4 separate regions of the Homo sapiens genome follow, and regions 1, 2 and 3 are each linked to region 4. Evidence: chromatin contacts called from ENCODE Hi-C or POLR2A ChIA-PET data. All regions are on one chromosome and are shown on one strand. The core of a region is the stretch at or near the end of the contact, and the rest is flanking DNA. Distances in the headings are between cores, read along the strand shown.

The links. A loop is a pair of places that touch in the nucleus more often than their neighbours do. ChIA-PET counts read pairs that join two places held with the same protein, here RNA polymerase II (POLR2A). Pooled maps may share reads with other maps.
Region 1: POLR2A ChIA-PET joins it to region 4 with 24 read pairs in A673. The contact joins the enhancer-like site here to the promoter of LBH in region 4. POLR2A ChIA-PET finds 5 or more read pairs at or near these places in 2 of 52 experiments (A673 and activated T-cell).
Region 2: a map of B cell shows a loop between it and region 4 (10-fold over the local background). The contact joins the promoter of BIRC6 here to the promoter of LBH in region 4. A Hi-C loop is called at or near these places in 1 of 168 maps with a recorded cell type or tissue (B cell), 1 of 37 single-sample maps with no recorded cell type and 8 of 50 pooled maps. POLR2A ChIA-PET finds 5 or more read pairs at or near these places in 1 of 52 experiments (activated CD4-positive, alpha-beta T cell).
Region 3: a pooled map shows a loop between it and region 4 (8-fold over the local background). The contact joins the promoter of YIPF4 here to the promoter of LBH in region 4. A Hi-C loop is called at or near these places in 6 of 50 pooled maps. POLR2A ChIA-PET finds 5 or more read pairs at or near these places in 2 of 52 experiments (AG04450 and activated T-cell).

The regions. Positions count from the first base shown.
Region 1 is chr2:28,158,531-28,165,786 of GRCh38, forward strand. All of the region lies in intron 7 of BABAM2 (BRISC and BRCA1 A complex member 2), which reads left to right. The region is part of intron 1 of LOC100505736 (a long non-coding RNA gene); the gene reads right to left. Among named protein-coding and RNA genes, the nearest start is that of BABAM2-AS2, 150 kb to the right of the region's middle. Within about 2 kb of position 5,274, at least 10 of the 41 ENCODE cell types and tissues checked have a DNase peak (open chromatin) inside an H3K27ac peak, as active enhancers do.
Region 2 is chr2:32,351,218-32,358,985 of GRCh38, forward strand. It overlaps BIRC6 (baculoviral IAP repeat containing 6), which reads left to right and starts at 5,806. Exons shown (of 74, transcript NM_016252.4): 1 at 5,806-6,269. The coding sequence starts at 5,945. RefSeq lists enhancers at 5,477-5,989, 6,504-7,016 and silencers at 5,493-5,862, 6,023-6,252.
Region 3 is chr2:32,274,434-32,281,252 of GRCh38, forward strand. It overlaps YIPF4 (Yip1 domain family member 4), which reads left to right and starts at 3,471. Exons shown (of 6, transcript NM_032312.4): 1 at 3,471-3,801. The coding sequence starts at 3,723. RefSeq lists an enhancer at 2,586-3,331 and a silencer at 3,569-3,678.
Region 4 is chr2:30,226,035-30,233,358 of GRCh38, forward strand. It overlaps LBH (LBH regulator of Wnt signaling pathway), which reads left to right and starts at 5,500. Exons shown (of 3, transcript NM_030915.4): 1 at 5,500-5,730. The coding sequence starts at 5,705. RefSeq lists silencers at 109-403, 5,000-5,549, 5,750-5,839, 6,230-6,429, 6,440-6,499 and enhancers at 4,166-4,681, 4,682-5,196.

The DNA.
Region 1 (7,256 bases), core at 4,024-6,523, 2.1 Mb before region 4:
ATCTCAGTACCAGTATGAGCTCCTTGGAATGTTCATCTGTTAGGATTGGCAATATCCATGCTTGAATTTGTATTCTCCATTTCTTGGACCATTCTGCTGTTTGTCTCTTTCATTGTTTGGAAGTCAAATTCCTTCTTTCAGCATTATAATAAGGCTATGTAATATAGCTTGAGACTTCTACTACACTTGTTAATCTTACTTATCTAATGCAGCTTTTGCCTGCATTATTGTTAATTATTGCGTGATTTACACTTTGAATTTTTACACAGGAATTGTGGGAGGTTTTCTAAATTGAAAAGAGATTTTAAGTTGGCAGAGTAGGAAATTTTTGTTCATTCTCATTAATGCCTTTGCCCTTTCTTTCTCTGTCTGAAGTTATCGCCAGTGGTTTAAGCTGTCTGGCGGCCTTGATTCTGCTTTAATGCATGTCTGGAAATTTTACTGGTATGAAAAGCATTTTTTGGAACTTTAACATCATCAACAAGTTCTCTTTTCACTTAAATGGCTAAAGGATAAAACATTTTATCTCAAATTCCTGCATTCTGAGGGAATTCACTTATTTCAATTTCAGGAGTTTCTGTTTGTTTCTAAAGAACTAGTGTAATATGTCATTATTCATTCATTCAACCAACAACATTTATTTGAGTGCCTATGACATGTCAGACAGTCTACTGACACTTTTTAAGTCAGGATGGGAGGTTATGGAATAAGATTGAAGATGTCCGACACTCAAGAAGAGTAGAGTCTACTGGCAGAGTCAGGCACAGAAGTAACTAACTTGGACAGCATGATGAATTTTGTAATAGAGGTGTGCACGTAGAACCATAGCAGCCCAGTGGAAAGAGCTGTGAGCTCTGTCTGCTATGGAGTCCAAGAAGGACTCAAAGAAAGGGTGACATCTGAATAAGACATTGAAGAAAGAATACAAGTTTTCCAGGAGGTAAAGGAGAGAATGGTCATTCCAGACAGAAGGGACATGTGAACTAGGCATGAATGCAAGAGGGTGCCTGGCATTTTTAGGGCACTGTGAGTAGACCAATATGGATGTTTCTAAAATCGCCAGAATTGGCCGGATGCAGTGGCTCACACCTGCAATGCCAGCACTTTGGGAGGCCAAGGTGGGTGGATCAGCTGAGGTCAGGAGTTCGAGACCAGCCTGGCCAACATGGCAAAACCCCATCTCTACTAAAAATACAAAAATTAGCTGGGCGTGGTGGCAAGCACCTGTAATCCCAGCGACTCAGGAGGCTAAGGCAGGAGAATTGCTTGAATCAGGAGGCAGAGGTTGTGAGTCGAGATTGCACCACTATACTCCAGCCTGGGCGACAGAGCAAAACTCCATCCCCGCCGGGAAAAAAAAAAAAAAATTGCCAGAATTTAGTTAGGTAAAAGGTAATAATCTGGAAGGGTTTTACATCCTGAAAGAAACCCAGAAAATGATTGGGTTTTTGTTTGTTTGTTTGTTTGAAGAGAAAGAGTCTAATTCTGTCACCCAGGCTAGAGTGCAATGGGCCAATCATAGCTCACTGTAACCACAAACTCCTGGGCTCAAGTGATCCTCCTCCATGAGCCTTCCAAGTAGCTGGGACTACAGGTATGCACCACCATGCCCAGCTAAGTATTTTTATTTTTGTAGAGTTGGGGCCTCACTAAGTTGCTCAGGCCAGTCTTGAACTCCTGGCCTCAGGGGATCCTCCCACCTCAGTCTGCCAAAAACCTGGGATTCCAGGACTAGCCACTGCGCCTGGCCATGATTGGTTTTTAGTATATTCTTTTTAGCTGGGCCCGTGCATGGAGCTTAGTGTATGGTTATGTGATAGCTAATCCTCCTCGGGCTCCTCAGACACCTATCCAGGTATGTATTAATTTATCTTATCATACATTGTGTTGAGAACATTTTCTTCTGTTCAGTCAGCCACAGCATTAGGCTACAGAGGCAGTAATTTAAGGGAGCCCCCAGAAGTGCACGTATGCACAGTCACCACCCACACATTCACATACTTGTGCAATGCACACGATCACACAAATATGGCTTTTTTTGTATTATCTCTCATTATTCCTAATAAAAAGTTGAACCCATGGGCGGTACTTCCTAAATATTTAATGTTTTTTTTTTTAGCACTAGCATCTAGCATGTGCAAATACTGCATACACATGGATCCAGAAAACTAAATTAAATGAACATAGAAAGGAACATATAAATTGTTTTTTTTTTTTTTTTTTAAATAAAGAGTAGGTAGGTGGGATGAAATAGTGAGTGTGGGCAAATGGGCAAAGGATGCAGTCTGGTAGGTGTTAGAGACAATGGATTCCTGGGAGAGTGTGGAAAGTACAGAAATTTGTAATCTGTATAAGAGTTGTCAGAAAGTACATGGAAGATTTCTACTATCTATGCTTTTAAAAAATATTTAGAATCATTTATTCAAATTTTCTGGAGACTACCGCAGAGTTAAACCATGAGGCGAGGTTCTCTGTGAATTTATTAATGATTAATCATGATGGTCCCAAGTTTCCCAATTGTGCAGAGCCAGCTTTCCAACAGATTCCCTTTACAGGAAAGATGCATAACTGGGAAATTGCATAAACCAGCCAGACGTCTTCAGGGAATTATGGGTAGGCAGTTTTCTTTTTAAGTGGCTTATAAAGCATTTGAAGAATGCCATTGTGGAGCAGAGAGCACATGCCCAACCATTGCCTTTTTTTGGGAAGTTGGCACATTCTTGTTTTGAGTTGCTTGTACCAACGGGCTTCACTGTGTCTCCTAGGGTTCCTGGGGGGCTCCAGGAGTCTAGGTGCTGGGGTCAACCAGTGACTCACTCAGAGCTTGAGCCAGTTTCCAGTCAGATGACTCCAGGGAATGGGAATGGGGATGGGAGCAAGAGTTGGGTTGGGGGTAGGTAGAAAGTAGAAATTAGAGATAGGCCTTCAAGGAAATTCCAGTTTGCTTTCCCCATTTTCAGAGTCTCTGGTTTGGCTCAAACTCCCAAAGTGTCTCAAAGACCCTTCTTCCTTTTATTCTGGAGCTACTTAGAACCCAAACTCTTCCCCTTTTCAAGCAAGGGTTAGCCAGAACTGTCTATCAGACCTGTCCAGCATCTTACCCTGAAACCCCTTGGGCAATGCTGAGGCCCTGCATTCCTAATACAAAAGGGAGCGCAAATGGGTGGGTGTGTCCTTTTTGGCTCTTGTTCCCCTCCACTTTGCTCTTTTGCGGTCAAAAAGTCTTGCACAGCAGTTACTTAATGCCAAGCTGGCCCAGCTGCAGCTAATTTAATCACTCATCTGTTGAGTGAGGTACTATTTTCATTTTGCACTTGGGGTAAACTGAGGGCAGAGATCTTTAATTATTTTATTTAGCACCAGAAATGGACTCTGATAGATATAGGATGAAACATTTGGACACTCTTTTGTTTGCTTTCCATTTGAAACATGATTCACTATATTATATACTGCTTCCTGTGCCCTAAATTAGTATAAATTTAAATTTTAGCTACTGCAACCTTCTCTTCAAACTAACTACTAATTCCTAGAATAAATACTAGTGATTTCAAATGAAACCTTTTCAATTAATGAGCAAGTGGCAAGGAGTTGTAATTGTTTAAATAAAAATTATTTAGAAACTTGAAATACCGTATTTTGTCTTTTTAAAAATACCAGTGGGTGTTTAGGCCCACGTAAAGAGAGTACATTGCTAGGCCCTGCAGCGCATACCTCACACCGGGACAGTAAAGACAAAGGGCACCTGAAATGTACATGGCTCTCTTCAGGATGCTTTGAGAAACCAGAACTTAAGTAACGGTTAAAGTAGAGACTCCAAAGTCAGACAGACCTGGATGTGAATCCAGCCTCCAATACTAAGTAGCTGGGTATTCTCTTAGCCTCCTTTTTGTCACCTTTTACCCAGGCATGAGGATAGTATCCACTTCACAGTTTTGAGGATTAATTGAATTAAAACATGTGTAATGAGACTACTGTCTGGCATACACTACTCTATGGAGTCAGTGCCCAGCGAATGATAGCTCTTCCTAGCTCAGCCAACCCTGCACCGGGCTTCTTCCTAAGTGCTGTTATGCACATAATCTCATTTCATTTCCCTACCAACCAGCCAGGTAATGCTCTTCCTCGCACACTAGAGCAGTGTTAGTTGAACATTTGAATTTTTAAGCATCTTGACTGAATATGACACTGCATTGGTGACATTTTGATAGCTGTCACTGCATGGTTTAGTTCCAGCATCTTTCAGCACATTCAGAAGCATCAACCTTTACATGTTGGGGCTTCTCCAACAGCAATTATAGCCACAAGTGGAGAAAAGCTATACATGTTCTCATAAAATATCATCGAGATTTGTGTCATAGGCCTCTAGTGACAAAGACATGTTTAACTGCTAGATGTCAGTTTTTTTCCCCCTTTCAGATAAAATTAAACTGTGGAGTTACCATTTAATCCACAAGTGTAAGAATAAATTGGTTTTTTAGTCCCAATTCTGTAGAAAATCAAAACTAGTACCAAATATTTTTATTTATAAACATTTTTATTGTGGGTGTAGGCATATCTGTGTGTAGACAGATAGAATGAGGTGCCCCCCGAAAAAAGACGGTGGTGTCATCTTTTGTGGCCAGCCTAGTGAAATCCTCACTCTCCTCAGATGCCTCCCAGCCGGCAGCCACCCTGCTTCCCCCATGACCTTCTTCTGAGTGTGAAGCTCTGGGTGCCAGCGCTTCTTCCAGCCAAGTCAGCAGGTGGGCCAGGATCAGCTTGAGAATTAGTTTTCTTAACAGCCCCAACTGGCCACTCTCAGAATAATTCTGTTAAATGTGACCTCTTGTGTTATGTGGAGTAAGTCAGTAGCTGGCTATCAGGGAGACTTTAGAGACCCAGAGAGCTTTATGCCTAAGGGGAGAAAAAGAACATTTTTCTTGTCTTGAGGCAGGTCACAGAAAATGTACACATGGTGCTGGGGACAAAGGTCTAGGAGAAAAGCAAAAGGCAGTCACCCCTGCCAGATATCTAATAGAATGCCAGAGTTAGACATGAATGCCATAAGAATAATGAAAAACTGAGAGCCATGGGCCTTAGGAAGAGAAAATGGAGTAAATCGGATGATAGAGCAAGAGAAGTTGTGAACCCAGCCAGAAAGAAAGGTAAGGGTGAGGCAATCTGTCCCCATCTTAACACAATGTACTCCTAAGGGTGAGACTTGTGTAAGATCGGCTGGGCTGATGGAGCTGGGTCAGAGGCCTCAGAATTGGACTCACGTGGCCCAAGGCTCTAAGGTAATGTGATCTATCGTCATGGAGATGAGAATTGAGGCCATCCACCCCTTGTGGGTGTTTTCCTCAGGGCACTGCCCATTGCACATTGCTAGATCATTTCCATCTGGCTTCATCTCTAGGCCCACTGCTATGCACCTCTTAGAAACTATCAGGTGGTACTGAAAACTGAAGATGAATTTTCTCATGGAGTTCTCTTCTTAGAAACTCCTAGACTCAGTGACTGATTGCAAAAGGCACATCTGGCACAAGAAAACAGACTCCTACAACTTGTTGCACTTAACATCTTGATACCAAGGATCATAGGGATGGAAAGACAGTGCTAATCCCCATAAACGTGTGGTGTCTGGTCACTTCTGTGCATTCCGTGCAGTCAATAAAATACAGTGTTGATGGAACCCAGTGCAGGTGGAGTAGAGCAGTTCCACATGTGCAATTGGTATTTGCTCTTCTTCCCTTCAGTGTGTTTTTTGTTGTGTCAAACACAACCGAATGAGAGTTGCCCCTACACCCCCACGTGGAGTTAGAGGAGTGCGTCCTGGCCTGGAATAGGTCTCTCTTTCTGGGCCACTCTGTGGGCTGTCTGAGCAGTGGAAGCATAAATATAAACCTCGGGCACATAAGGACACACACAGGCCGCAGAGCCTGTCAAGGGCTCTGTCATGTTCCGAGTGAACAGATGTTTATCCCACAACATTTTTTTTTTCCTTCTTGGAGTTTGTCCAATGCATTAAAAAAAAAACTAAACTGTTTACACTAATTATTCCCTTTTGCTGCCTTTGCTTGTTTTGTTTTGCTCTTTTCTTTTTCCCATACATTAAGAGCTATTCGTGTGAGGAAATTCTGCCCAGCTGCTTTCTGGAACAGATACTTCCATAGCTTAAACCAGGAACCCTTTGTTCTTGGATCTGAGTGGAGCTCAGATTGCCTTGTCACATGTATCTTGGCGCTTCTTCCCTGAAGTTTATAGGCTTTTAAAAATCCATTTCCTTTTTACCCCAAAGATAATCAGCTTCCATAACTTTTCTTAAAGTAAATAACTCCAGATCCCTTCATGGTTTCAGATTTTCCCGTATGCTTCAGTCAGGATTTTATTCAGCAATCATTTATTAAGTACATTCTTAAGTTTGGTGAGTACCATACCACTGTACTAGGTATCAAAAGAGAAACCCTTTCCCCTTTTATTGGTTTGTTCATGTTTTCACTTATTTTTTCATTTCCTTCATTCAAGAAATATTTGTTTAGCTCCTACTGTGTCCCAGGTACGGTTCTGGGTGCAGAGGAATCAGTGATAAGCAAAAACAGACATCGTCTTTGCCTTCAAGGAATTGCCAGTGTACTGCGGGAGAAAGACGTAAAGAATTAATTGCAATTCAGGGTGATACATACTATAATAGTAGGGTGTTCAAGTTTCTTTGAGGAATGTGAAGGGTGTAATTGGCTCTGCCTCAGGCATCAAAAATAACTTTACAGATTACTGGACATGTGAGAGGATTCTACAGAGAGAGGACAGCACATACAGAGGTGAGGAGGTATAAAGTATGGTTGGTTCGGGGAGCTTGATATCTGAATGCAAAAACAGCAGATGCAAGAGGTGAAGCTGGAAAACTAAGTTGGGTAGCCAAGTTGTTAAGGTCATTTTGCATGCCAAGTTTAAAAATCTGGAGTATGTCTTAGAGAAAATGGTGGGGGAAGGGGCACTGAAGCTTTTTTTTTTTTTCCTTGCTTTTTTTTTTTTTTTTTTTTTTTGAGACAGAGCCTTGCTCTGTCACCCAGGCTGGAGTGCAGTGGTATGATATTGTGTCACTGCAACCTCCGCTTCCTGGGTTCAAGGGATTCTCCTGCCTCAGCCTCCTGAGTAGCTGGGATTACAGGCATGTGCCACCACACCCAGTTAATTTTTGTATCTTTAGTAGAGATGGGGTTTCACCATGTTGGCCAGGATGGTCTTGAACTCCTGGCCTCAAAGTGATCCACCCACCT
Region 2 (7,768 bases), core at 4,556-7,055, 2.1 Mb after region 4:
GTAGCTGGGATTACAGGCATGCACCACCATGCCTGGCTAATTTTTGTATTTTAATAGAGACAGGTTTTCACGATGGTCAGGATGGTCTGGAACTCCTCACCTCCACTCGCTTTGGCCTCTTAAAGTGCTGGGATTACAGGCGTGAGCCACCGAGCCCGGCTATTCGGGGGAATCTTTCAGATTAAAGAAAAAGATTGGCTAGATGAGATACTGAGAGATTAAAACTTTGAAATGGCAGTTTTTATGGTTTCTACTTATATCCTATTATTATTATTATTATTATTATTATTATTATTTTATATCTATTTTTTGAGACAGAGTCTTGCTCTGTTTCCCAGGCTGAAGTGCAGTGGGGCGATCTCGGCTCATTGCAACCTCTGCCTCCTGGGTTCAAACGATTCTCATGCCTTACTCTCCCAAGTAGCTGGGATTACAGGTGCCCAGCTAATTTTTGTGTTTTTAGTAGAGACGGGGTGTCTACTAAAAATACAAACCACTGAACCCAGCTAAGTTTTGTATTTTTAGTAGAGACGGGGTTTTGCCGTGTTGGCCAGGCTGGTCTTGAACTCCTGACCTCAGGTGATTCACCTGCCTCAGCCTCCCAGAGTGCTTGAATTATGGGTGTGAGCCACCGTGTCTGGCCTCTACTTATATCCTAAAGATTTTTTTTTTTTTTTTGAGACATAGTTTTGCTCTGTCGCCCAGGCTGGAGTGCAGTGGCGCAATCTCGGGTCACTGCAAGCTCCACCTCCCAGGTTCACACCATTCTCCTGCCTCAGCCTCCTGAGTAGCTGGGACTACAGGCACCTGCCACCACGCCCGGCTAATTTTTTTGTATTTTTAGTAGAGATGGGGTTTCACCGTGTTAGCCAGGATGGTCTCAAGCTGCTGACCTCGTGATCTGCCTGTCTCGGCCTCCCAAAGTGCTGGGATTACAGGCATGAGCCTCCGTGCCCGACTATATCCTAAAGATTTTATTTATTTTTATTTTGGAGACAGAGTCTCCTCTGTCACCCAGGCTTGCGTGCAGTGGGGCGATCATGGCTCACTGCAACCTCTGCCTCCTGGGTTCAAGCGATTCTCCCGCCTCAGCCTCCCGAGGAGCTGGGATTACAGGCATGTGCCACCACACCCAGCTAATTTTTGTATTTTTAGTAGAGATGGGATTTCACCATATTGGTCAGGCTGGTCTTGAACTCCTGACCTCAGGTGATCCGCCTGCCTTAGTCTCCCAAAGTTCTGGGATTACAGACGTGAGCCACCACGCCCGGCCTATCCTAAAGATTTTAAAAACTGTTTTAAAACGACACCCCACTTATATTTAGATTTGATTATTTACAGTCTTTCACCTCAAGGCCCTGAAGTTTTGAACAAGAGGGTTAAGTTGGAAGTACAAGTTCTCGAATCAAACTGCTGGAGCTCAAAATCCAGGTTATTTCTACCCCAGCCCCAGAAACCGTGAGACGATGGAGAAGCCATTTCACCTCTCTGTGTTTCAATATTTATTTATTTATTTGAGCTGGAGTCCTGCTCTGTCCCCCAGGCTGGAGTGCAGTGGCGCGATCTTGGCTCCTTGCAACCTCCACCTCCCGGGTTCAAGCGTTTCTTCTGCCTCAGTCTCCCCAGTAGCTGGGATTACAGGTGCCTGCCACCATTTCTGGCTAATTATTTTGTATTTTCTTCTTTTTTTTTTCAGACAGAGTCTTGCTCTGTGGCCAGGCTGGAGTGCAGTGGTACAATGTCGGCTCACTGCAACCTCTGCCTCAAGTTCAAGCTATTCTCCTGCCTCAGCCTCCAGAGTAGCTGGGACTACAGGCACGTGCCACCATGCCCAGCTAATTTTTTGTAGTTTTGGTAGAGACAGGGTTTCACCATGTTGGCCAGGATAGTCTTGATCTCTTGACCTCGTGATCCGCCTGCCTTGGCCTCCCAAAGTGCTGAGATTACAGGCGTGAGCCACCGTGCCCGGCCTATTTTGTATTTTCAGTAGAGACAGAGTTTCACCATTTTGACCAGGCTGGTCTCAAACATCTGACCTTAAGTAATCCGCCCGCCTCAACCTCCCAAAGTGCTGTGATTACAGGCGTGAGCCACCGTGTCTGGCCCTGTTTTTCAATTTTTACCATTTACAAGTACTTTCAGAAGTACTTAGAACAAACCTAAATGACTAGGGCAAGAAATTTTATCATCTCCGTTTGACACTTGGTGAAACAGTCTCAAAATGTATGACTAGCCCAAGTTCATAGAGGTGATCAATGATGCTACAGTTATGAAAATCAGATATTCATCCAGACTTTACTATGACAAAGATTCTTTGGCCAAACTTTAGTCAGACTTCTGAATCTTCTGCTAGGTCCATCCGTGCACTTCCTTGTAAAGTCTAGTTTTAGCAGAAAACTGAGCTAAGTCAGTTTAGCAAGAACCCCTCTTCCTCCATATCTGATCAGGCTCCTCATCCTCCACCATCTCCCAGGTGATGTCTGATCACTGTGGCCTGTCTTCAGCAAGAATCCTGTTAGATTGATTTGGCCAGAGTTTCACTTACCCCTGAGGTTTCCTCTTAGTAATTTTCTATCTACTGACCCCCTACATTGTTCCTTGGTGAATCAGATTCCTGAACCATTGCTCAAGACAAATGTCTGCCAAAGCTGGTAAGAACAGATGTGGATTCTTAAGGTATCAGTATACTCTGGCTGGGTTTGGTGGCTTGCACCTGTAATTCCAGCTACTTAGGAGGCTGAGGCAGGAGGATCGCTTGAGCCCAGGAGTTTGAGGCTGCAGTGAGCTATGATCATGCCACTGACTCTGGCCTAGGTGACACGGTAAGACGCTGTCTCTTAAAATAAGGAAAAAAAACGCCGGGCGCGGTGGCTCACGCCTGTAATCCCAGCACTTTGGGAGGCCGAGGCGGGTGGATCACGAGATCAGGAGATCGAGACCATCCTGGCTAACACAGTGAAACCCCATTTCTACTAAAAATACAAAAAATTAGCCGGGCGTAGTGGCTGGTGCCTATAATCCCAGCTACTCGGGAGGCTGAGGCAGGAGAATAGCGTGAACCCGGGAGGCGGAGCCTGCAGTGATCCGCGATCGCGCCACTGCACTCCAGCCTGGGCGACTGAGCGGGACTTCGTCTCAAAAAAAAAAGGAAAGAAAAGTATATTCTCTGAAACTGTGTTACAGTCCCAGGCTTCTTTTGAAAGGTACCTTCTGGGCTGGATGTTCTTTCTGGCTCTCTGTGAAGCCTCTGTATTCTCTCTATTGGATCTTGCTTCTCCCATGGGAAATTCTGTCACCTGAAACCCTTCTTCTCTGAAACCAGAAATCCCTACTGATTATAACCTTTGCCAACTTTGTCCACCACTGCCAGATCCTTTCCCTTCTCACTCCAGCCCCACAGTCACTTGCACTTTAGGCTCCCTACCCTCCACTGGGGGCTCTGAAGGGACTGAGAGGACCCTCCAAATCAATCACTTGAGGCTGAAAAGAGAGAAAAAAATGAGACTGTTTTGAAACAGGGCAAATAAAAAAAAAAGTAAAAAGAATTTTCCACAAATATTGGTAAAAAGCTTTAGCCCTTACTAAGTAGGTAAACTCAACTTGTCCCATTTTCTTTTTTTTTTTTTTTTCTGAGGCAGATTGTCGCTCTGTCGCCCAGGCTGGAGTGCAGTGGCACGATCTCTGCTCACTGCAACCTCCGCCTTCAGGGTTCAAGTGATTCTCCTGCCTCTGCCTCCCTAGTAGCTGGGACTACAGGTGCCCGCCACCAGGCCCGGCTCATTTTTTTCTATTTTTAGTAGAGATGGGCTTTCACTATGTTGGCCAGGCTAGTCAAAGTGCTAGGATTACAGGTATGAGTCACCGCACCCGGCCAAGTATTCCTATTTTTATGGCAATATAGTTATTTGCATAATTTCTATAAAAATGTGTTCTCCTGTAACAAGACATAATTGGAGGCACTGGTTGTATTAACCAGGTTTTGACTGGAATGTCATATTTTCAAACATGACCAGATGGCATTAAGGAGCTATGGTTGACTTTATGGAGCCAATAAAGTCTTCGTTTGAAAAACTGGCCTGATTGTTCCCAGACTTACAGGTGAGTGGCCTGAGTGGCCGGGCGCGGGGGCTCACACCTGTAATCCCAGCACTTTGGGAGGCCGAGGCAGGTGGATCACGAGATCAGGAGTTCAATACCAACCTGGCCAAGATGGTGAAACCCCATCTCTACTAAAAATACAAAAAAAAAAAAAAAAAAAAATTAGCCAGGCGTGGTGGCAGGTGCCTGTAATCCCAGCTATTCAGGAGGCTGAGGCCGAGAATTGCTTGAATCCAAGAGGCAGAAGTTGTAGTGAGCTGAGATCACGCCACTGCACTCCAGCCTGGGCGACGGAGTGAGACTCCGTCTCAATAAACAAACAAAAACAAACAAAAAAGCCAAAAAAAAAAAAAAAAAAGAACCACAGATGAGTAAGGAATGTCACTCTCTGGCAGGCCCAGGAACTTCAGTGTATTTTAGGGACCCCCAAGAAGAGAGGAATACAGTCAAATCTCTAAGTGTTTCAGATGTAGCCTGATGGCTAATAGTTTAAGATGTAGTTCAGGTAATCCATGAAGATTTCCTGAAGGAAGTTCGCATGAATGTGAGAGGGCAATTAACTTTTATAATTTTTATTGAGCACGTAGTATATACTTGTCAGATGCTCTTCTACACATTTTACAAATGATTCTTAATCCTCACAACAGATCTTTGATTAGGTTTTTAAGGAAAACTAGTTCTTTCCAAAATAACCTAATGATCACAAAACATATAGAACATACAACTCTGCATCTTGACTATGGTGCGTAGGTCTACATGTGATAAAATGACATTGAACTATACACACATCATACAACTATCAAATCCCTCCTTTTGAGATTGTACTAGAATTATGTAATATGCAACCATTGGGGGAAACTGGGTAAAGAGTAAATTGGATCTCTCTGTACTATCTTTGAGTAGTGTTTAGGTATTTTATAAAAATAATGTCCTACAGTTTGGGTTTGTCAAATGGTTTTCTCATAGTTAGATAGGGGTTATGGCTTTTGGAGAGAAAGACCACAGAGGTCTGTAGTATATTTTCAACTGTAATCTATTTCAAAATAAAAAGTTTTAAAAAAATTCTCCAAGGGGGGATGATTAGTAAATTGATTAGTCCTTTCTAGACCTCCAACACACCCCACCACACACTCACACAGACCCACACTCCTATTAATTCCGGTAACTCGGGTTGTTTGGAATGTGGATAGAGAAACTAAGCTTAACTATGCGCTTCCAGCACCTCGTATCTGGTACTTCTGTTCAACAGAAAGCCTTGGGAATGGGGAGGGCAGGCGTGGTAAAAGGTACAGGTTTGGGAAGGTCGCTCGGTTCCTTCCAATCCAAACGAGAGGCTTCTGATTGTTTATTCTCACACCAGAGCCGTGACCGAGACCCAGAGGTCCGCTTCCGGCCACGGCCGAACAGCTGCACCGTGCGTACCGGGAACGGTCAAGGCGCAGCTGGAACCGCTGCAAAAGGCCTCCGGGCGTACCGGACAGGTCGCAAGGGCGGGGGTCCCCACCTAGCGGAAATGCACGGAGGCCAACCCCTCCCCCTGCCCCCGCGAGGAGCGGGGCGGACTCGGCAGCCGCCACTCCCCAGGCTCACAGGAAGAAACTGGGACGCTGCGGACGCGGAACTGGCCAGACCCGCGGCGCGTGGCACGCGCGAGCCCTCCCGCGCATGCTCCACCCGCCGGCCTCCAGCCCGCGCCCCGGGCCCCGCCTCCCTCCCTGCTTCTCCCCCTCTCCCGTCAGCCTCCCTCCGAGTTTGGCCCCTCCGGCCGGGCGATCGACGTTCCGCGTGCGTGCGGGCGCCTGACTTCACTTCCGGCTAACGCGCTCGGCTTGCCCCCTGGCCCCGGATGGTGACTGGTGGTGGTGCTGCACCTCCCGGGACTGTCACTGAGCCGCTTCCCAGTGTGATTGTGCTGAGCGCAGGCCGGAAGATGGCGGCTGCGGCTGCGGCGGCCTCGGGCCCCGGCTGCTCCTCGGCGGCGGGGGCGGGGGCGGCCGGGGTCTCAGAGTGGCTGGTGCTGCGGGACGGCTGCATGCACTGCGACGCCGACGGGCTGCACAGCCTGTCCTACCACCCTGCGCTCAACGCCATCCTGGCCGTCACTAGCCGCGGGACCATCAAAGTCATCGACGGCACCTCGGGGGCCACACTGCAGGCCTCCGCGCTCAGTGGTGAGTCTTCCGCACGCCGGGCGGGCGCGAAGCCGGGGAAAGAAGCCGTCCAGCCCCGGGGCTCGGCCTCGCGACTCGGGGAAGCGAGATGGCGAGAGGGCAGGGCTGGGGGTTCGGGCCCAGCCGTGAAGGGAGGCCCGGAAGCTGATGGAGGGGGACCTTAGGACTTGGCTTTTTCAGCGGCTGCAGTTGGGAGGAAAGACCGGCGAGTCAGGGAGTGGTGGGAGGGGAGTTGCCTTTCGGGCCTGGAGCGTCCGGTCTGGCTTGGTCCTCCGCGAGAGGTGAGGAGACCTTGGAGCTTGGCACCGGAGGAAGCGAGGCCCGGGTAGGCCCTGGAGAGGCTGTCGGTCCTGCGTCCGGTTAGATGAGAGCGAAAGGCTGGAAGGGTTGACCCCGGGCGGAGAGGCTGGTGGCCGGAGGCGAGGGGCGGGGAGCGTCTGAGCCGGCAACCAAGCCCTCCCTTGTGGGAGAGGAGCCGGCAGTCTGCTGTTCTCAGGTCCCGCAGTGCGGGGGACAGACCGCGGGCTGTGCGCCCAGCGTGGGGGTGGGGGTGGGGTGGGGGTGGGGTGGGTCGTGGTGGGGGTGGGGAGGGAAGTAGGCGGGCCAGCTGCCTGAACTGCTTGGTCGACGACTGTAGGACTCTGCGGACGCCGAAGACGACTAGACCTGGTCCCCTTGCTCGGGGCTTCCAACTTCTACGCCCCAGTGACGAGAAAGTCAGGACCTGTGGTGTATGAAATAGATTCCTTTGGGTTTGTAACTTCAGGCTGTCTCTACTTGTTTTCCCACAGCGAGCCGAAAATTAGGATTTGAAGGTGTGTCTGAGTCTCACCATTGGAGGAGAGCACTTCTGGGTGGCGTAAACCTTGGTCCAGGGACGGGACTTTCAGATGCGTGAGGTGTATGCTCAGTGGACGGACTGGAGTGGTTTTGGAATGGCCCTGGCTGAGTTAGATTTGGCGGAGATGACATTTCATTTGTGGTTAAATGATGGGTGGCTTAATTTGGATGTTGTAGGTTTAGATTGAAAAGTTAGTGTATGAGTGAATCGGACTCCTGCATAGAGATGTAATGTATACAACTGTCTGCGTTTAGCCAAGTGGAAGTAGTTATGTGGTCAACCAATTCACTTGTATTTTAACGTAGACGAACAAGGAAAAGTTTACTATGTGAGTAATAAGGCATTTGTAAGAGTAAATGGCAATTTAGGGATGCAAACGTGAAATTAGACATGTTAATTATTGTTGATGTGAGAGTTGTGAAAGAATTGGATTATGTATAGTTTCAGGATATAAACTTGGAACATATCTAAGAGAAAGTTTTGGGAGGTAGGTTTGTAATTTTTTCTTTTCTTGGCTTAGGTAAATGATGGGGTGGCCCAGATGTAGCAGTGAACAGTTACTGCAACTTGGACATAATGGCTTCTCACTGTGTGTAAGAGGGAGATGCTCATTGGTAATTGGATGTCTTTCTTTTTAAAAGTCATTTAAAAGTATTTC
Region 3 (6,819 bases), core at 2,221-4,720, 2.0 Mb after region 4:
AGTCAGAGAAGAGCAAGCACAGAAGCCTTGAGGCGAGAAAGAGCTTAGCTAATTCTAAGAACTGTAAAAAGGCCAAGATGATTGATTACAAGCAGAAGAGTGGCATGAGATGAGGCTAGGGAGGCTGGCAGGAGAAAGGAGTTTAGATTTCACTCTAAAAGCAGTGGAAAACCACTGACAGTTTCTACACTGAGAGAGGAATAATGATGCTTGTGTTTTAAAGAATCACTTTAGCTGCTGCACTGTAAAACCAGTTAAGAAGTGATAGCTGTTTAGGTGAGATAATAGTAATTTCAATGAGAATAGTAGCCATAAAGATGAAGAGAAGTGCTCTCAAGTTCTATTTCAGAGACAGAACAAGCAAGATCGAAGGGGATTTAAGAGGTGAGTGAAAGGGAGGAGCCTGCAATGTAATTCAAATTTCTGGCTTTAACGACTAGGTGAAGGAGGATACTATTTACCAAGATACAGAACCAACAAATTAAGAATGAATTGGCTGCCAGCGCGGTGGCTCACGCCTGTAATCCCAGCACTGTGGGAGGCCGAGGTGGGTGGATCATGAGGTCAGGAGTTCAAGGCCAGCCTGGCCAAGATAGTGAAACTCTGTCTGTCCTAAAAATACAAAAAATTAGCCGAGCTCAGTGGCAGGCGCTTGTAATCCCAGCTAGTCGGGAGGCTGAGGCATGAGAATCACTTGAACTCAGTTGCAGTGAGCCGAGATCGCGCCACCGCACTCCAGCCTGGGCAACAGAGTGAGACTGTCTCAAAAAAAATAAAAGAATGAATTGGCCAATGGTATGGCCTACAAGTCCTTATGTATTGACTCAACAATATGCTTAAATAAATCCTGGAAGCTTTCAATTCGGTTTTTCTGAGTTATTGCCCTTTCATCTAAGTGTGCACAACATCAGGTTCCTGGCTGTAAATACAATGTTAATCAAATGGGGTTTATTTACCTTCAAACTACAGTTTGTTACATTATATTCTTCTTTCACTAGTATTAATTCAAAATTAAAGACATCTCCTTTCATTCACGTCGTGTCTCTTCCACCCACTCAGGATTCTGTCCATTTTTCTAGTACTTAGAAATATCATCATTTAGTTAAAACAAATAACATGAAATTTAAAACAATAAAATATGTGTCACCTGAAGGGGTGGGTTGCCCCTCCACACCTGTGGGTGTTTCTCGTTAGGTGGAACGAGAGACTTGGAAAAGAAAAAGACACAGAGACAAAGTATAGAGAAAGAAATAAGGGAGCCCAGGGGACCAGCGTTCAGCATACGGAGGATCCTGCCAGCCTCTGAGTTCCCTTAGTATTTATTGATCATTCTTAGGTGTTTCTCAGAGACGGGGATGTGGCAGGGTCATAGGATAATAGTGGAGAGAAGGTCAGCAGATAAACACGTGAACAAAGGTCTCTGCATCATAGACAAGGTAAAGAATTAAGTGCTGTGCTTTAGATATGCATACACATAAATATCTCAATGCCTTACAGAGCAGTATTGTTGCCCGCATGGCCCACCTCCAGCCCTAAGGCAGTTTTCCCCTATCTCAGTAGATGGAACATACAATCGGGTTTTATACCAAGACATTCCATTGCCCAGGGATGGGCAGGAGACAGATGCCTTCCTCTTGTCTCAACTGCAAAGAGGCATGCCTTCCTCTTATACTAATCCTCCTCAGCACAGACCCTTTACGGGTGTCGGGTTGGAGGACGGTCAGGTCTTTCCCTTCCTACGAGGCCATATTTCAGACTATCACATGGGGAGAAACCTTGGACAACACCTGGCTTTCCTAGGCAGAGGTACCTGCGGCCTTCCGCAGTGTTTGTGTCCCTGGGTACTTGAGATTAGGGAGTGGTGATGACTCTTAAGGAGCATGCCGCCTTCCAGCATCTGTTTAACAAAGCACATCTAGCACAGCCCTTAATCCATTTAACCGTGAGTTGACACAGCACATGTTTCAGAGAGTTCGGGTTTGGGGCTAAGGTTATAGATTAACAGCATCTCAAGGCAGAAGAATTTGTCTTAGTACAGAACAAAATGGAGTCTCCTATGTCTACTTCTTCCTACACAGACACAGTAACAATCTGATCTCTCTTTCTTTTCCCCACAATCACCCATCAAATTGGCATGTTTTAAAAAATGGTTATATTCGGGCTGGGTGCAGTGGCTCACGCCGGTAATCTCAGCATTTTGGGAGGCCAAGGCAGGCAGACCACAAGGTCAGGAGATCGAGACCATCCTGACTAACATGGTGAAACCCCGTCTCTGCTAAAAATACAAAAAATTACCCAGGCGTGGTGGCAGGCACCTGTAGTCCCAGCTACTCGGGAGGCTGAGGCAGGAGAATCGCTTGAACCCTGGAGGCGGAGGTTGCAGTGAGCCGAGATCGCGCCACTGCACTCCATCCTGTCGACAGAATGAGACTCCGTCTCAAAAATAAATAAATAAATAAATAAATATTAGCCAAACATGGTGGCAGGGGGCTTGTAGTCCCAGCTACTTAGATAGCTGAGTTGGGAGGACTGCCTGAGCCCAGGAGTGTGAGGTTACAAGGAGCTATTACTGCACCACTGCACTCCAGCCTGGGTAACGGAGCGACCTTGTCTCTAAAACAAACAAAACCACTACATTTACTCATCCTTTAAGTACCAACATGTTACCTCCTGTGAGAAAATTTTCCAGAAATACCATTTAACACACTAATAGACATGTCTCTCGATTGCTCTATTGCTGATCAATTGTGTATTTCTCCAAGTTGGCCTCCTAATATACCCCAACCCCTCTTTCTTCAAGTTGGAAGCCACATTTATGTAGCTTGAATATTAAAGTTACGTATGTAAACATTTAAAAGCAGGTGAGTTTGTTAACTTCGGCAAGCTTATCAGTAGACAGGGCCTTCCAGTGAAAAGAGCACTTGACTAGAAATTAGGAGATTTAGGTACTGTCCTAAATCTGTTTCTACCTTACTTTCTCTGGCCTCAGTTTTCTCCCTCATAAAGGAATGTATCTACAGCCCTAGTCTCTGGGTGGCGATTTACGGCTTCTCTGCCTTTTATCTTCATTCTCCGATCCATCCCTCTTCATCTTACAGGTGAGGAAACTGCCATCCAGACATTACATATAACTTAGTCAAGATCCTACACTATTAATTAATGGCTAATGGCAAGGGAATCTTGAGATCCTGTACGGCGGCTGACCCATAAAATCTACCTAGTTCTAAAATTCTTTAACCCACCCACTTAACAAAAACGGAGGTAATAGGTAAACAAAACGCCAGGAAAGATCGCACTTAAAGGAACAAAAGCACCCAAGGAGGAAAAAGAGGCCTGAGATTTCCACGAATTACAAGTGAACTTCCTGTCCTGGGTAAACTTCCGGAATCAACAACAGGAAGACCCAATCAGAATCTTCCTCCGGGAGCCAATGGGAGAGCACATTACAAAGAGCCAATCCCAGCGCCGCTGTCACTGTTATGGTCCTGTCAGGGTGCCGGCGTCGTGGTGCTTGGGTGGTCGCCACCAAGAAGACTTTGGTGGGGTAGTCTCGGGGCAGCTCAGCGGCCCGCTGTGCCCGTTTCTGGCCTCGCTCGCAGCTTGCACGTCGAGACTCGTAGGCCGCACCGTAGGGCGAGCGTGCGGGTCGCCGCCGCGGCCGCCTCGGGGTCTGGGCCCAGCCGCAGCCTCTTCTACCGCGGCCGGTTGGGAGTCGCCGCGAGATGCAGCCTCCGGGCCCGCCCCCGGCCTATGCCCCCACTAACGGGGACTTCACCTTTGTCTCCTCAGCAGACGCGGAAGGTGAGGCTGAGCCCCTGGAAGGGCTATCACCCGGAGGAAGCCAGGGCCCGACGCCGTAGGGTCTTTCTGGTGCCGAGGTGGTCGTGGCCGGGTGGGGACAGGCAGGAAGCTGACTGGTGACTGCAGCCCACCACGCCTGCCGGGCCTTCCGAGAGGCCCCGAAGGACGGAGGGAGGGGTGTAGGGAGCTGCTTTTTAAAGCATCAAGTTACTCGGTCAGCCCTTGGTTTTCCCCATACCGTCTGGTGGCTGGTTTTTCTGGGTGGCTTAGTCTCTTCAATTGGACCCACAAAATCCTAAGCTTTTAGTTCTGGAATTACTCGCCCTTACTCAGAAAAAGGACAGATTGGCCAAGGGAGATCTCAAAGAATGAGAAAAAGGAAGGAGGGCTGTTTTCTTCTGTTATGTATCAACAGATAATTTTTTGGGGGGGGTCTGGGATCAGATTCGGCACTGCAAATACAAACTAAATGGTTTTTATTGAATTTGATGTCTTGCCCGAGTCCCCGTTTTCCTCGCATTTTGTAATGTTTCACCTCAGTATTCAGAGAAATTGACGCAGGTATATTGGAAGTTTAGTGTAAACCAACAATGTGTTTCCAGTAGCCTCTACAGATTTCCTTGTATTATTCTGAGGAAGCGATTGTGCTGGAGATATTTTCCTACAGCACAGGAGAATGTTTCCCTCCTATTCTCAGTTCCCTATCCAACTCATAACCTGGATATTATTCTGCTAGTCATTTTCAATTTTTTTTTTTTTCTTGAGCTCTGTCGCCCAGGCTGGAGTGCAGTGGCGCGATCTCGGCTCACTGCAAGCTCCGCCTCCCGGGTTCACGCCATTCTCCTGCCTCAGCCTCCCGAGTAGCTGGGGCTACAGGCACCCGCCACCACCCCCGACTAATTTTTTTTGTATTTTTAGTAGAGATGAGGTTTCACCGTGTTAGCCATGATGGTCTCTCGATCTCCTGACCTCGTGATCCGCCCGCCTCGGCCTCCCAAAGTGCTGGGATTACCGGCGTGAGCCACCGCGCCCCGGCCATTTTCAAATTTTTATTACACTTCGTGCACCAGTTATTTTCCAGTGACCAGACTTACTGGCTGCTATGAAATCATAAATTATGTTTACAGAAATTTCAGTCTGAGAAAGAACCTAGATTTTCCTTTTTTTTTTTTTTTTTTTTTGAGACTGAGTCTCGCTCTGTCGCCCAGGCTGGAGTGCAGTGATGCCATCTCGGCTCACTGCGAGCTCTGCCTCCCGGGTTCACGCCATTCTCTGGCCTCAGCCTCCCGTGTAGCTGGGACTACAGGCGCCCGCCACCACGCCCGGCTAATTTTTTTTTTTTTTGTATTTTTTTTTAGTAGAGACGGGGTTTCATAGTGTTAGCCAGGATGGTCTCGATCTCCTGACCTCGTGATCCGTCCGCCTCGGCCTCCCAAAGTGCTGGGATTACAGGCGTGAGCCACCGCGCCCGGCCGAAAGAACCTAGATTTTCCTAAGAAATTTTATGGTGTATCAGTATAGCTTGTTTTCCCTTTTGTTTTTCTTGTTGTGCTGTTTGGCATTGTTTTTTAAAAATAGTACTGGTCATAATTTAAAATGTACAATAAAATTTTTGTCTATCAAAGGGAACATAGCTGAGACATTTATTTTTTTTTCTCTTATGTTCTTTTTTTTTTTTTTTGAGGTGTGGTCTCACTCGGTTGCCAGGCTGGAGTGCAGTGGTTTGATCATAGCTTACTATAACCTCAAATTCCTGGGCTCCAGTGATCCTCCCGCTTCAGTCTCCTGAGTAGCTGGAGACCGTCTGGTGGCTGGTTTTTCTGGGTGGCTTATTCTCTTCAAGTGGACCCATGAAACCCTAAGGTCTGTGCCACCGTGCCCAGCTAATATATATATATATATTTTTTTTTTGAGGCGGAGTCTCACTTTGTCACCCAGGCTGGAGTGCAGTGGTGCAGTCTTGGCTCACTGCAAGCTCCGCTTCCCAGGTTCATGCTATTCTCCTGCCTCAGCCTCCCGAGTAGCTGGAACTACAGGTGCCAGCCACCACACCCAGCTAATTTTTTTGTATTTTTTTAGTAGAGACGGGGTTTCACTGTGTTAGCCAGGATGGTCTTGATCTCCTGATCTTGTGATCCGCCCAGGCTAATTTTTTTTTTTTTTGAGACAGAGTCTTGCTCTGTCGCCCAGGCTGGAGTGCAGTGGCGCAGTCTCAGCTCACTGCAAGCTCCGCCTCCCGGGTTCACGCCATTCTCTGCCTCAGCCTCCCGAGTAGCTAGGACTACAGGCGCCCGGCACCACGCGCGGCTAATTTTTTTTTTGTATTTTTAGTAGAGACGGGGTTTCACTGTGTTAGCCAGGATGGTCTCGATCTCCTGACCTCGTGATCTGCCTGCCTCGGCCTCCCAAAGTGCTGGGATTACAGGCGTGAGCCACCGCGCCCGGCCTAATTTTTGAACATTTTGTAGATCTCACTAGGTTGCCTAGGCTTGTCTCAGATTCTTGGCCTCCCAAATTGCTGGGATTACAGATGTGAGCTACCAGCCAAGCCGTAAATTTCTTTTAAACTGAGATACAGCACCCCAAAATATTTCAATTTGTTTCATCTACATTTGGTAGCATGGTGCTTAGGGAGGAATATCAACTTTAATTTCCCAGGTTTAAAAAAATTGTTTAAGTGTCAGAACATGATGTTTGTTCAAACTCATGTTTCCATGTATTTGTTTATTTTTTTCATTCTCCCTTCCCTGAGGAATTACTTTTTTTAAATATGCCTAAGAAATCCGACAGAATAATGTAAGTAGATAACCCATTGATTCCACATACTAAGAAACCTGAAATAAGTAAAAATCCATGAAGTTTATTCAAACTTCTCTGTATTTCCTCAGGAGACATATAGGTCTGTATATCCACGGAGCTATATGTATATGCATAATATCCTCACACAATATTATATCGTACAGTTTAAATTTAGAGTATTTTAAGTATACTACTCATTTGATCTTTTTTTTTTTTTCC
Region 4 (7,324 bases), core at 4,250-6,749:
TGGTATGGTAAGGACGTAAAGCACTTTTCTCTTGACCCTTCATAGAAGCAACTTATCTCAGCCTTACTAGACCCTGAGGCCTAAAAGAGAGACTTCTATTGCCTGCTTTTATTGCTTTCTATGTCTGAGACCCAGAGAGGTCAACCCACTTGCCTGAGAACTTACAGCAAAGTAAGTCAAAGGCTGGAGGATTTTGTCTGGTGGGTTCGGGTTGCTTTGTGTTGTTGACTGCTAATTCACTGATGACCAAGATAGGAGGTTCACATTCTCGGGCCTCATTCATTCTCTGCGTGGCCAGTACCCAGCTGGACACTTCCTGGGAGGCACCAAAGACAGAGGAACTCATGGCGGCGAGAGAAGATGCTTGGACTCTGTGACTGCAAGAGTGGCCACCAGGCAGAGCGTCGCTACTTGCCTCTAATGTCTGCTCCCTAAAAGCTAGACATGTCAGTCAAGGGACTCCAGGAGGAAAATGGGGCAGTTTGTGATGGCAATAAGTAAAAAACTGAAGCAGATGAAATCAGCTCTGCTAAACCCCCTCTTTTTCTCAAATACCTTAAAAACAAGCCCTACGTCTGCTCAGTGCTTTCCAATTTACCAAGTGTTTTCATAACATTATCTCATTTCATTCTCACTTCAACCCACACACATTCTTGCCTTTTAGATTTCTTATGTACGCAAATGAGTTTCACCGAAAAATTGGCTAGAAACTTCCCTTCTCCTACTCACTGTCTTTTTTTAACCCCAAGCCTTTGACTATCTTTAAGAAGCTCCCAGATTCCCAGGGTGAGAAAATTGTTTATCCTGCCAGCCCTGCCCTCCTGGATGGATCCCAGTGGTCTTTGCTATTGGAACCAGAGGTTTTGTATTCAGTTCATAGTGTAGCTGTGAAAACAAACAAAACCACAGAGGCATGGTAAGTGTGGTATGGTGGGGAAAACATCAGCTCTGGAAACAGCAAGCCTCAGAGTCACATTTTGGGTTTTTTTTTTTTTTTTTTAGATGGAATCTCACTCTGTCCCCCAGGCTGGAATGTAGTGGCGCGATCTCGGCTCACTGCAACCTCCGTCTCCTGGGTTCAAGCGATTCTTCTGCCTCTCAGCCTCCCAAGTAGTTGGGGTTACAGACACCCACTACAACGCCTGGCTAATTTCTGTATTTTTAGTAGAGGTGGCGTTTTACCATGTTGGCCAGGCTGGTCTCGAACTCCTGACCTCAAGTGATCTGCCCACCTAGGCCTCCCAAACTGCTGGGATTATAGGCATGAGCCACCGCACCCTGCCCAGAGTCACATTTTGGTTCAGCCATTTGAGAGCCACGTGGCCACGGCCAAGGTAGTTAACTTATCAGAGCTTCTGTTTCTTTGTCTATGAAGTGGGGGCAATCTGCCTCTGTCTAAGATTGTTGTCAGGCATAAGTGTAGTAAGAAATACCAGGGTATCTCAGCAAGTGTGGCCCCTTCCCTTCTTCTATTTTCCTCCCCAGGGTCAAATAGCTACTTTGTAAGGTCCCTTATTAGTAACCAAAATACCAGCTTCACCATCATTAGGCAAAATAAATGCAATACTGTCTTTTTGCAAGCCAGAGGGAGATAAGAAGTGGGAATGTGTTGCTTAATGATCTTTTTCTTTGAGACAGGGTCTTGCTCTGTTGCCCAGGCTGGAGTGCAGTGACGTGATCATGGCTCACTACAACCTCTGCCTCCGGGGGCTCAAGCGATCCTCCCACCTCAGCCTCCTGAGAAGCTGGGACTACAAGTGTGCGCTGCCATGCCCGGCTAATTTTTTAGTTTTTGTAGAGTCAGGGTTGCACCGTGTTGCCCAGGCTGGTCTCAAACTCCTGAGCTCAAGCAATCCTTCTGCCTCAGCCCCCTGAAGTGCTGAGATTATAGGTATGACCCACTGCACCCGGCTGCTAAATGAATTTATATGGAGACTTTTTTTTTAACTAGATGAATGAACTCGCTACCTGTCCTGCATACACAGCATCCTTGCAGCTGAGATAACTCTAATAATATCTTAAGCTCATTACCTTTATTTTTTTTTTAATTTGTATTTTAGGTAGGTAAGAGAAGGTGCTGGCAAAATGGATGTATGTAATGTCAGAAAGCAAGGCAATTCTGATTACACCTGGATTCTATTGAAGCAGAATTGCAATTCAACTCTTTAGTCTCCAAAGACAAAGACGGGAGAAGGGAGGGAGTGCAGAGGCTCTGACTGGGTAATTAGTTCACTGATCTGCATCTAGTAGATGTTCAATAAATGTTGGTGATGGACTGTGGTGGTTTACAGAGTCCAGACGTTGTGTTTGACCTTTGCTGCTGACTTCTTGGCAAATGCAGTGCAAGACGCAGTGTTAAAGTGGAAAGAACATCTGACCAGCAGTCTGAAGACCTGCGTTAGGTTCCATCTATACCACTTAATAGCCTGGTGACCTTGGACATGCCATTTAATCTCTTAGGTGTCTTCTCACCTGTAAAACGAGGAGACTGGGACAAGGTGATTTGGAAGGTCTCGTTCAGCTCTAAGGTTCTGGGGCTCTAAGTAACTTCATTCGCTTGTGTTTCTGTTTCTTCATTTATTCAAAGGCAGTAGGGACAGAAACCTATCTCATAGGATATTGGGAAGAAATGGTCAGTGTGCATGTTGAAATACTCTGTATCTTTAGAGATATGAAGGAAAGGCAGTCAGCCAGAGCTATGTTAACAGAAGGGGAAGCTGAGTATGCCTACAACCTCTGAGTTCCAGGCCCAGCTCAACCACTTTCCGGCTGTGTGATCTTTGGCAAGCCTCCTAATTTATTTCGGCCTCAGTTTACATATCTGTGAACTGAGGACCATAAGTTGTGCTATGTTAACCTTATCACATTCTTTTGAAAGCCAAGACAATGAAATGCTTCAAAAAAAAAAAAAAAACCTGCAAGGCATCATATAGACTAGTATAACTGAGAAATGGCATGCTAGTTATGGTTGCATCAAAGCTTAGCCCCACGCCTCCCATATTTTATTTTATTTATTTTATTTTATTTTATTTTATTTTTTTGAGACGGAGTCACACTTTTGTTGCCCAGGCTGGAGTGCACAATTTCGGCCTACTGCAACCTCTGCCTCCCAGGTTCAAGCGATTCTCCTGCCTCAGACTCCCAAGTAGCTGGGATTATAGGCACCCACTACCACGCCCAGCTAATTTTTGTATTTTTAGTAGAGACGGGGTTTCACCGTGTTGGTCAGATTGGTCTTGAGCTCCTGACCTCAGGTGATCCACCTGCCTCAGCCTCCCAAAGTGCTGGGATTACCAGGCGTGAGCCACCGCACCCAGCCACCTCCCATATTTTCAAATGAATGGATGTGTCACTGTGATTCCAGAGGAGAAACAGAAAATGCAGACTGGGGATCACAACCCCAGGCTTATTTCTATTTTAACTTACTGACAGAGATGAACTTTAGCTAAAATGGGCATTAATAAGTTTCCCAAAGAGTAGGCCTCAGGTAATTCCCTCAATGCACTCCAATGTAGAGGATTTTTCCAGAGGCCAGATAACAGCTGGTGGAGGCCTTACTCCCCACCCTCTTCTCCAAAATGAGGCCATTTTGACATTTAGATATTTGGGAAAATGGGGAGGGAGGGAAATAGCTTTCTGAGTTTTGAAAGCTTCACATGGCAATAATCACAAACACATAAAGTGTGTCTGTTATGTGTAAAAGTGGCGCAACAGTCTTTGATCCCAGCCTCACCAGAGATTGCTACTGGGAAGAAGTGGCAGAAGGCTTCATCCTGCCCACCCGGGGTCTAGCCCAGACATTTTCCTCTGAGTGCCTGGAAGTCTCAGCCTGGAAACTAGCTCTCCAAGCATTGGCGTCTCCTGTGGCTGCCTAGATGACAATGTGCCACACCTGGCTAGTGACACTGAGAAGCTTCCCCACCCTCTGTGCAGGACATCAACAATAACCCCATCCCTGCAGCATCTCCCGTTTAGCCCCTCCATCAGGCAACACCCCCAGAGGAAGAGAATGCGTTTAGCTTGGGAGGTGGGGGAATTTCTCTGGTTGGAGGGGGCAGCCAGGGGCTTGTCATGAAGCTGTGTTTTCATAGGAAGCACACTATTTTAACTCAGGTTGTACATATAAGCATATAAGTGATTGAAAATAGCCCAGTTATTTTTAAATAAATTATTCTCATCAATTCTTATAATTTTTGTTTGGGCTGGTTTTGCGGGGACTGATGAAAATTATGAGGGTCTTCTCTCACGGCTTCCTTCAGGGTCCTACCCCTGTCGAACCTTCGCCATTAATTCTGTCATCCTTTTGCCTGAGATAAGCTATGCGTTTCCACTTTCAAGTACATATATACGGATTCAATACACTCACTGCCTTTCTTTTAAAAAGCTGATTCACTTCAAAGCCAATTTAATTTTGCTTAGTTTTTGATCTCCCCGCGCCCCCTTTCCTCAGCCCCTATACACAGGTAGGTGAGGGTTCTAAAGCCATTTTACAGGCGTGATTGAAGCGGAGGCCACAGAGCGGCAGCGCTGGGTCCCGAGTGAGACTCCCATCATGTGGCTCTGGGGGGCTGCGCAGCTTTGACTGCCTGGACAGACGCCCAGAGCTGCAATTCCTGGGCAGTGTGGGAGGCGTTCGGCTAAAGCTCTTTGTTTCTGCTGTCATGAGCGACTCCTCGGAGAAGACGTGGGAGTCAAGGATGGGGGGCGGCGTGCACACCGCCCGCCCACACCTTCTGCCCCCGCTGCAGACCGGGCGTATGTGTGTCTCCAATGGAAAAATCCTACCCAGGACGACACCACATCCTTGCTCCCACAAATAAAACCTTCCACGGAACTCAGGGCTGCAGACCAGCCCTTCGCAAGCCAACGCGCCCCGTGGGCACTCGGTCCCCCGGCTCCGCGTCTCTGCCACCTTCCCACCGCTTCTTCTTTAACCATGCTCTTGTTTCCCCTCGCTGATCGCAAGGCTGCGGGCGAGGATTCCAGAGAGAGGCCTAGTATGGGGAACAAACGCTTCAGAGGGGTCCGAGGTGGGCTGGGGACAGCCAGTGGATGGGAAGGAGGGCGCTGGCGCCGGGCGGCTGGGGTGGAGGAGTGGCGGGTGCCCTACCCCGGCGCAGAGCAGCCGCCGAGCTGTCATGTCCCGAGCGGCCCCCGCGCCCTCCTTGCGCCCACCTCCGCCGCGCTGGAGTTCGGGGTGTGCGTGGAGGGGGCTGTGAGCGGGAAGCGGCGCGGACGCGGAGTCCGGGCCGGTGCGAGTGAGCGCGTGTGCGCGTGGGAGAGCGGCGGGAGGGGGCCGGGCTCGCAGCCGCAGCGAACCACGGCCCCGGGAGCAGAGCCGAGCGCGCCCCCGAGCCGCCGCCCGCCGGAGCTGCGAGCGCTGAAGCCATTCATGATTTTGGTGACGTTATTCCAGGAGTGGGCGAGGGAGGGCGGGGCCTCTCGGGGCCAAGCCCCGCCCCCGCCCCTATAAATACGGCTTCCCGGGCTCTTTGTGGGGCTGAGTGCTCAGTGGAGAGCGGGGAGTTGTGTCCACCTTGCCGACGTCGCTAGCCGTGGGGCTGTCCTGGGAAGGCGGACGGCGAGCGCCCGGTGTCCGCACTCGGCCGCCTGCCGTGCCCGTCTGCGCCCGTGTCATCCTCACTCGGGACGCAGGGACCGTTTTTAAATCACAGGGGCGTGTGTCAGCCTGCCCTAGGACTTCATGTCTATATATTTCCCCATTCACTGGTGAGTACCCTGCGCCTGCGGCGGGCGTCTGTCTCGCGGCGGTGGCTGCGGGCCCGGGCGCCTGCTTCGTGCCGGCTCCGGGTGCGAGGGCAGCCGGCGGCGCGGGCGCTCAGCGCTAACCCGCCGCCCGAGCCCGTGCAGGAGTCAACGTCAAGGTTGCAAAGGTGGGGGTGGGGGGAGGGGGTGCTGAGAACATCCAGACAAAGGACGTGAACTCGGAGCCCTCACCTAAGTGACGGCCGGAGGGTTTGTATTGGTTGGCGGGGGAGCCAGGGGTCACGTGTGAATCCCCCCCAATGAAACCACCCTATGCGGAGAGCTGCAGGAGGCGCGCGCCCCACTTGGCGCAGGGGGGCTCCTGCTCTTCCCGGGCCCCTCCTCTTTTTCTTTTTGTTTGCATGCAAGTCTCAACGTCGAGGCCGGCAGCAGCGGGGCTGAGCTGGTGCGGCCGCAGGGTTTGCAGAGCTCCGGGGGGGTGGGGGGCGGGAAACGCTCTCCCCACACGTAACCCCACTAAAGCCACAAGCAGCAGGGCACGCGCTGCAGCCTCTCAACCCCTGCCCTCTCCACCGCCCCTAAAAACCGACGCACATTGGTGGGGGCCGGGACTGGGAGGAGCCGCCTTCGCCGTGCTGAAGGGGAAGGAGCCCGGGCCGGGCGCGGGGCGTCGGAGGTTTGCCCCGGACTGGGGATCGGAGCCGGGAGGGATGCAGAGAGAGGCAGGCCCCTGACTGCTGGGACTTCCTTGCTGGCAGTTTCTTCCTTCCTGCTCTGGGTTAGAGGAGAAGCGGCCGGGGGCGAGCGCCGGCAGCCCCGGAGCGCGCTCTCAGGTGCGGACGTGGGGAGCTCGGCCCCGAGTCTCCGGCAGGCGCTGAGCGAAGGGAAAACCGGCGCAAGCCGCGGCGGGGTCCGGCCTGGCCCAAGAAGCGGAAAGTTCATGCTTCTCGCTTCAACTTTTCGGGCCGGCGCCACAGCCCCGAGCGAGGAAGAGCCGCCCCTACGTCAGACTCTTCACCCTGCGTGCGCTCTTCTGGCTCCTTTCTTTGGAGGTCGCCAGCAGCCTTTCCAAGACCCGGGAGGAAACTGCCTTTGCAGGGCCCAGCTCCCGAACCTAAACTTGCCGCAAAGCCCCGCATCTTCTGTTAGTCTCCCTGCCCCCATCCGTCCCAGCCTGGCAGTGTTTAGAGAGGGGACTGAACTTCCCTCTCTCAACAGTTCAAGTTCCCCCACCCCGAGGCTTGTGTACCCTTCTTGTGGGTGCCCCTCCCTTGCCTCTCCCGTGGTGTGTGAGCAGCTAGGTGCCTTATTATAGGTGAAGCTTTGAAGGCTGTTGGAGGCTTTGTGCCTTTGGCTGCTCAAAATTTGCCAAGGTGGGTGTTTGGACCCATTAAGAATATTATGAGAAATTAAGGTTTAAGTTTATTTCATCGATTAGCACTTTGCAGCTTGCAATGCTTTTATGCAGACATTAGCCCTTAACCTAACTGTGAGGTATGCACTATTAGCATCAGAGTAACAGACAAACAGGACACTTGTGGCTCAGAGAAGTTACAGGACCTGTTCAAGATCACACAGTTCTTGAGGGGCAGAGCCT